Linked DNA regions of Mus musculus: region 2 is linked to region 1. The links are chromatin contacts, found by Hi-C or POLR2A ChIA-PET in ENCODE. All regions are on one chromosome and are shown on one strand. The core of a region is the stretch at or near the end of the contact, and the rest is flanking DNA. Distances in the headings are between cores, read along the strand shown.

Region 1 (4,015 bases), core at 1,344-3,843:
GTTCCAGGACAGCCAGGGCTATACAGAGAAACCCTGTCTCAGAAAAAACAAACAAACAAAAAACAAACAAACAAACAAACAAAAAACACATAGCATGAGAAAGAGCTGGAATTTGAACCCAGATCTGATCTACATTGCCCTTATAATGGCACAAGACATCAGAGATAAGCAAAAGAAAGAAAGGTCTAGAGAATGCTCAGTCTGCCCCCCAACAACCTACTACCTACTTACTCAAAGGGGCCTGCACACTTAGCTTTCACTTCAGCCAAATAAATACCCTGACCACCTTCTGTTCTGCCTGACAGAATGGCCAGTAGCAACCAAAGCTGTTTTCTCCAACGACAAGGGCGGTACCTAAATTGATTATCCCCTTATCTCCTGTCCATCCATACTCCTAGCTATGAACAGAAACTGCACAATTAACACTTGCTATAGTCACAACTAATTTTCATAACTCCTATTTTCATATTCTCTTTCAATCTCACCACAGGCTAACATATTTCCCAGACCTTTTTCTTTTTTTTCTTTTAACCACTGAGCAGTCTAGTTTGAAGATTAATAAGGCCATTCTTCATACTAATTTCACACTTAATGCAATTTCATGCTTTGGTAAATTCCCTTACTCAAGTGCTCAGATAGTACAGTGATGCATTCCACCAAACACACTTACAAAACAAACTTGTCAACCTGCTACTGTCAAGAGTGAGAACACATAATCTGAACTTGTTCTATTTTAATGTTCACTCGAATACTTGATGCCTCCAGTCCAACAAGTCTCTGAACTTCTCTGGAACAAGAAAGTTAAGACACATCCTAGTGCTTTCTCTGCAACTCTGAGGTGACTTCCAGAAAGTGTTTCTACATGCTGTTGAAAGTCCAAGTTCACAACTCTTACCTGAAGGGGGGAATTTAGCCTGGAACTCCTTTTTTAACCCCAATAGTTCACAAACTAAATCACTTTACCTCCCCAGATTCTCAAACTCTTGTGTTATATTCTAACCTTCTCCCTTTTCTATAAAAATAAAATAAAGGTCTTCTTATGCTTCCACATCCATTTTCATGAGCAAACTTTTCTAATGTCATTCAGCAGGTGTCACAGGATTTCTGCAAAACTTACAAGACACCTTTTGTAAATGAGAACTCTAACCGCTGAAGAGACTGAACAGCTGGGCAAGGGTCACACTGCATGTGCATCACTTGGACATGCGATGCAATGTTTGAATAATTATTAGATTTTTTGCCCTTGAGGCCCTTCCTCTTTCAAACTTCCCTAGTACAATTCTCAAAATGCTGAAATAATCACATTCCACGGACTTTCCTATAAGAGGGTTTATGGTGTCTTATGAATGCTGTTTTCCAGAAAAGCCTATGCTGTCAACTTTGTTTTTCAATGTCCTTAAGCAATTCTATTAGTCATAGAGAAAAAGTGAGCATTTGCTAATGATTAGAGAGAGAGAGAGAAAGAGAGTAAGCATCTGAGTCCTAGGGCTGAGGAAGGGAGTGGCCAGAATTGGTCTTAGCTGGGAGGGGAGATAGAGACCAAGGCAACAACACCCAAATTGGACCACAGAAAAGTTGTAATTCCCAAAGACAACTTCTAATGTTTCGGTGGGTACTTAAGTTACAAGTATCAGCATTTTCACGAGAAAACGAAGCCTCAACCAGGGGCTCCAAGCAAATGAAGAAGGAGTAAGGGAATGTGCCTGACTGGATTGCAAAACCTTTTCAAAATCAGGTGCTCAGTGACAGCTAAAGGTGTCTTCCTTCATAGCCTTTGGCCCTGGCTTGTGTGCAGACTCAGATAAGAGGAAGAGTCAGCAAAGGCAAAGCGCCTTCCTGTGCAGGCAGGCCATCCAGGCCTTAAATGTCCCAGAAGCCCCCTCCCTCTAAGAACCTCACACCACTTCTGGAATGATTACAGGCCTCACGCAGACAGGCTGCAACCTCTCAGGACCTGCCAACTCTCGGGGTCGCCCCCAAACACACCCTTATGAAGACTTGCTTCCGGAGACCTCCCCTCTCCCAGCAGCAGTCTGACAGTTTTCTGGGGCTCTGTACATCCCGCCTAGGGAGCCACCGCGTCAGCAGTTCCCGCCCTCAGGTGAGGAGGGGGCATCTGATCATCCGCGCCCCTCCACCCCACACGCACCCCGTCCCCGAGCCTTCCCGCATCACCATGGCAACCGTCCCCCTCCCCGCTTGACGCCTCCACGCGGGGCGCCCCTCCGGTCTGGGCAACAAGTCCCCCAAGCGCGGCCCACGGCCTGCAGCTCTAGCCCAGCCTCGCCTCCCCCGCGCCCGGCTCCGCCCGGCCGCACTCACTTGATCCTGGAGCCCATGGTCCCGGGGCCTCCTCATGGACCCGCGGGCCCCGCTCGGTGCTGCGCTGCACTGCACTGCCCGCCCGCCCGCGGCCGACAGGCCTCCCTCAGGAGCTCTCCCCGCCCCTTCCTCCCTTCCCTCAGGCAGGGGCCCGCCCGCTCGAGGCTCGCTCCCCGGCCGCCGCAGCTGCTGTCGCCTCCCGGGGTTAAAGTACTCGCTCCAGCCGGGCGAGCGCCATGGTCGCCCGCGCGCGTACCCGGCGCGCGCCGCCCCCTCCGTCTCTCACACCGCCGCCCCCTCCCGCCCGCGCCGCTGACCGCGGGGGCTGCTGGGAAGTGTAGTCCACTCGCGTGAGGGTGGCCCCGGGGGGCGGGAAGCGCGCAGCAGGACAGTGGTCTACCCGAAAGGTCTGTGGCTTCTCTGAGAAGAGACCTAGGGACCTTTGTCCCACTGCTTTTCATCAGAATCCACCCAAAGCGACCTGAAGGAACTTCCATCGTGTCCCCAGAGGCCACTAAAGAAGCCTTCGTCCACTCCTCAAGTGGAGAATTTTTGACAGGCTAAAATTCGGGGAGGGGGGTGTCTGAATTGGAGGAAACAGTTGTCCTCCCCTCTCAGGAACTCACAATGACTCCAGTTTCACTGAGTCAGGCTTCAGGGTTCTGGTTTCCCGAATTTGAAAACTGAAGTTCACAGACCATGGATGTTTAGCTTTAAAGAGTTGGTTTTTTTGTTTGTTTTTTTGGTTTTGTTTTTGGTTTTGTTTTTTTAATACCTCCATAAGTAGGAGCTTGGGAGAAAAGCCGGCCCATCCCAGGAAATGGGGTATCATAGAACTGCATGCCAGGTGCTGAGGGTGAGTTAGTCCAAATGTTTAACCTGTGGAACCAATGACTTTATTGGACTTTCTTAGAAAGCATGAGTGGGGGTTGCTTACAGGAGTGTGGGTGACTCCAAAGCAGCTGCACTGGAAAGTGCACACCATCATCGTCGTCGTTGTCCGTGTTCCCGCCCCCCTCCCCCCAAGACTCTTTAATCCCAGCATTTGAGTAGGGGAGGCTAGTGGATCTCTGTGAATTTGAGGCCAGCCTGGTCTACAGAACTAGTTCCAAGAGAGCCAGGGCTACACAGTGAAACCCTGTCTTGAAAAACAAAAACAAAAACCTACCCTTCTATGACCGAAAGCTTCCTGTAGACATATATACAGTTTTCTTTAGTTAACCTCCTATAAACTACTACAATCTGTGTACTACAGCACCTCCCTGGGCCCAGAGGAATGTGCAATTAGAGTAGATTGCATACAAATGGCTGGGAGAACCGGGTGGAGTCCCCTCTGAGAAACTGTTAACAGCCAACAGGCCTGCTCCTGATGACCTTCTGCAAGCAGGCACAGCTGATGTGAAGATGGTGGCTATTTTGCTGTGAGGACCAGATTCTATAACCAATCACCTAGGTGAGAAAATTCTGGAAATATCTGAGGGAGTTTCCAGATTAGTTTAATTCAGGAGGGTGGCCTCTTCCATGGGCTGGCTTAAATGAACGGGGAAGGCAGCATTCATCTCTCTCTGTGCTTTCTGACTGGATTCAGTCATTGTGACTAGCAGCCTCACTTTTCTGCTGCCATGTCTTCTCCTTCTACCATGTTAAACTGTACTGTACCCTCAAACTGTGAGCCAAATTAAACCCTACATTG
Region 2 (4,121 bases), core at 1,482-3,981, 92 kb after region 1:
GGTGACCACCATTATCACCTTCCACACAGCATACGGCTAGCTGATCCCCTGCCCTGCCCGAGGATCACCCTCGTCGTCCCCCTCCCCCACCTCCCTTCCATGTTTAGCACTTCAAGTTTCCTTTGAAAGATGAGAAATCAAGGTTTACAGGGTAGAGTTTAAGGACCCTTGGGCAGAGGTCACCGAGCAGATCCCTGCTCAGCCTCCAGGTCTCAGCCTGAATTCTTTCCTCTCCCAGAAGGGCCCTGGGCACCCTCTGCCCAGTCTGGAGAAGGGGTGGGGACAGGTTTCAGGGCTGGGCTCTGCAGAGAGAAGTACACAAAAGGCCCAGTGTCTGCCCTGCCTCCCTCTCCTGGCCCTGCTCTTCTTGGGGAGGTGAGGGAATGTCCATCACCAGGCTGCAGAGAGGTGTGTGACATTCCTGCTCAGCAAGGGACCAGTCTGGGTAGTGGACTCACTTGCCCACACCAGCCTTCAGATGACTCTTCATGGGTGGGATGAGGAAGCACAGCTCCTGCCTGAATTTGGGGCTCCGGCGCCAGCTCTTGGCTGGCGCTCACCCAGACCCAAAGTGCTCCAGCTTGTCCTGTTCTGAGGAGGGATAGATGAGTAATTGAGATCAGGATGATACCAACAGAATGTACTAATAGGAGCATGTTCACCGCTACTGTTTGCTGAGGCCTGACTTTGAGCCCCTGTTGGGCGCTGTATACGGGCTCTGGAAGGCTAGGAGACCCAATATTAGGGTCTCGGACAGCCTGCTTCCCAGCTCTGTGACATTTGGGCAAGTTGCTTAACATTGCTTTGCCTCAGTTTCCTCTGCTTTAAAACAACAAATTATTATATATATATATATATATATATATATATATATATATATATATATATAAATAGTCAAGCCAGGTGTGGTGGCTCATGGCTCTAATCCCAGCACGTAGGAGGCAAAGGCAGGTGGTACTCTGAGGTCAGCCTGGTCTACATTGTGAATTCCAGGCCAAGCCAGGGTTACATAGTAAGACCTTGTCTCAAAATGCGGGTAGGAGTAGAAAGGCTGGAGAGATGGTTCAGCAGTTAAAAGTACAGGCTATTATTTTTCTAGAGTTTAAGGTTCAGTACCCAGTACCCACACACAGATGAATAACCGTCTATAACTCCAGGTCCAGAAGATCCAAAGCCTAATCCTGGGCCCCTGGGCACTGCACACATGTGGTGCACATACAAGCGGGCAAAAACACCCATATATATCAAATTTTAAAAATCTTTAAAATTAAAAAAAAAGAAATTAAGTTTAACAGTAGCTCCTATTTGGGGATCTCCTTGGTGCCTTGTGGCCACCTAGATGGTAGGTCTTGTTATCTTCACTTGATGATGAAGTAACAGACTGATCTATTTGAAACAGTCTCTTAAAAAGGACTGCCCAAGCTGAGCCTTGACTCTAGCCTGATACAAAGTTTGGTCTCAAATGGTTCCTGTTTGTAGCATTGACCGGGCAGTTCCTAACTGGTTGGTACAACTCTCTGAGCCAAGAAAGGGTTTCCCCATGAATCACTTATTTGATTCTGTCCAGATCCTTAAGAAGGGTATTTAACATTACCCACATGTTGCTCTCCCTCCCTTCCTGGCTTGTGCCCCCTAGAGTACAGTATCGGAAATTCATCCACTTCTAGGTACTCTAGGTATAGGGCGCAGAGGGAACTAATGTAGACTTGTGAATGAAGGACACTGGACACCCGAGCCAGGGCAGAGATTTGAGAGAAGCCACCTGAAAAGCAAATGTCTGAGTTGGAGTGGAAGGGGCAGGTGTGACACACACCCCTACACACACACACAATCTATATCTACAGTGACACGTGCTAGTGTGCTAGACACAGTTGGGTGTGATTTAAGGGCTTTGTAGTCATCTCTTTTAATCCTCAGAATGTTTCATGTAATTCTGAAAACTTGTTTAGTACAAGTAACATCAACCTGGTTTTCCAGATAAAGAACTTTGGGTCCGAGCCCACAAGGCTACGCAGCTAGCTGAGCTGGACCGGAACTCTGGTCATCCACACGCCTTCTGCCAAAGCCAGGAGGGAACTGAGAAGTGCCCCTGCAAAACTGCGGGCCTGGCCTGGCTCTCCTTGGCTTCTAGAACCAGGAAAGGAGGCTCCAGGTGTAACTATGACGGCCCCCCACTTTCCTCTTGGCTCACTCGGGGTTCCCACAGCTCTCACCCCCGCTGCCCCAAGCAGGGCTGGGCTTGCAGCAGGATAACTGGGTCGGGCACCTAGGTCCAGGGTGAAATATCAGATGACACCTGCAGGGTGGCCTGGATTTAGATGAACCCCGAGAGCCGCTCTTGCAGCCTGGATGTAGCCCCTACTCCTCGACCGGCCGAACCCAGAGACGGAGGGTGGGGGGCGGAGAGGCGAAGGGGTGTGTGTGCTGTGGCCTGCTGAGTACCCCCTGGGGCTTCCTCAAAGCAAGCCAGGAACCGCCTACCACCGAGCCAGTGCGTTGTTTTTCCATCAACAAGCGGCTTACGTAAACTCCCCGCCGCCTCCCAGGGCTGCCAGCGCGGGGGAGGCGCCCTATCTGATCGGGTCTCAGCCAGTGTAGGGGTATCCTGCGTGCCCAGACACAGGCCACCAGCACTCAGGAGGGAGAGCAAGGTCCCCTTCCCCACACCCACTTGGGGGACCCCACCTTCATCTTGCGATTCCACTGTCCTGTCCTGCAAGGAAAACCTCTTCACCTGCCCGCAATGAAGAGCATGTCCTAGAGAGACGGCCAGATGGCCAGCCACCAGCTCACCTGCTCTGCACTCCTTCTTAGTGGGGCATGGGGGTTGGGGAGCAGATTGGTATCTGATAGTGAAGACCAGAGCAGCAATAAAAAAGAAACCCACAAAGAAAACAAAAAACGTGTTTTGTTTAGAAAACTTTTCAAAATCATAGAAAAGTCATTATAGACCATGAACATGCCCATCCTAAAGTTCCCAGTTTTTAAACTTTTGCCTCTTTCCAACCCCTTCTCCAAGGTATCTTTGAATCAAGGGCATATTATTATTCCCATTTTACAGATGGTGACGTTGAAGTTGAAGTAATTTCTCCAAAAGACCCAGGGGAGCTGGAATTAGACTTACACATCTCAGCTGAAAAACAGTTTACCCTGTGTTTTTCTTAATTTTTAGAACTACATTTGTGTGTGTGTATGTGTGTGTGTGTGTGTGTGTGTGTGTGTGTGAGAGAGAGAGAGAGAGAGAGAGAGAGAGAGAGAGAGACCCCATCTGAGTGCATATGGTGGTCAGAGGACAACTTTCCAGAGTCTGTACCTACCTCCCATCAGGTGGGGGCTAAGATGGCAAGCACCTTTATCTGCTGAGACAACTCAGCCCTCCCCACCTCTGTCCCTCCCCCTCCCCTCAACTTCCCTATCTCCCCACCACCCCCACACACCCGTACACTCACTTTGCATTTTTAAAGTTATATTCCCCTACTTCCCCCATGACTACTATACACATAGTCTATGCAGATACCCAGAGCTTTTCCTATCAGTTTCCTTATCAAGATCTTTCCACAGACACCCTTCACACAGGGCTTTTGTTCAGTGTGCACGACTCTGAGCTTTGCCATAGAGATTTTTCCATATAGGAAATTAAAAACTCCTCTGTTCCTTTAAACCAGTGTATATTATTCCACTGAATAGACAGTTGAATATGCGCCCTTCACTAGCTCCCTGTGGGTGAGGAACCAGGCTGCTTCCAGACTGTTAGCATAAGCAGAACTGTGGCAAATGATCTGCATTAGGACAGCGAACTGTGTATGTATGGGGATATTTGCATGGTGGATTCCTAGAGATGAAAATTGTGGGTTAAAGGGTATGCAGATTTTTAATTTACTCAGATATTGCCAAATCTCTCCTCCGGGAGGGTGCCCCAGTGTTCCCTCCCACTTACAATGAATGGAAATGCTTCTCTCCCACACCCGTGCCAACACAGCGTGTTATCAAACTTTCTGATCTTTGTCAATCTGTTAGATAGAAAATGGTATCTCAGAGCTGTAATCTCTTCTCTCCTGCTACAAGGGAGGTTGACCGTGTTTTCATCTGACTAAGAATCATTTACGTTTCCTTTCCTGGGA

The links. A loop is a pair of places that touch in the nucleus more often than their neighbours do. ChIA-PET counts read pairs that join two places held with the same protein, here RNA polymerase II (POLR2A).
Region 2: a loop to region 1 is called in a map of regulatory T cell, with 2.0 times the contacts of the local background. The contact joins the enhancer-like site here to the promoter of Dennd1a in region 1. A Hi-C loop is called at or near these places in 1 of 37 maps with a recorded cell type or tissue (regulatory T cell). POLR2A ChIA-PET finds 5 or more read pairs at or near these places in 1 of 5 experiments (Patski).

What each region holds. Positions count from the first base shown.
Region 1 is chr2:38,284,791-38,288,805 of GRCm38, forward strand. It overlaps Dennd1a (DENN/MADD domain containing 1A), which reads right to left and starts at 2,594. Exons shown (of 23, transcript NM_001362973.1): 1 at 2,323-2,594. The coding sequence starts at 2,339.
Region 2 is chr2:38,376,895-38,381,015 of GRCm38, forward strand. No RefSeq gene overlaps it. Among named protein-coding and RNA genes, the nearest start is that of Gm13584, 10 kb to the left of the region's middle. Within about 2 kb of position 2,732, at least 1 of the 3 ENCODE cell types and tissues checked has a DNase peak (open chromatin) inside an H3K27ac peak, as active enhancers do.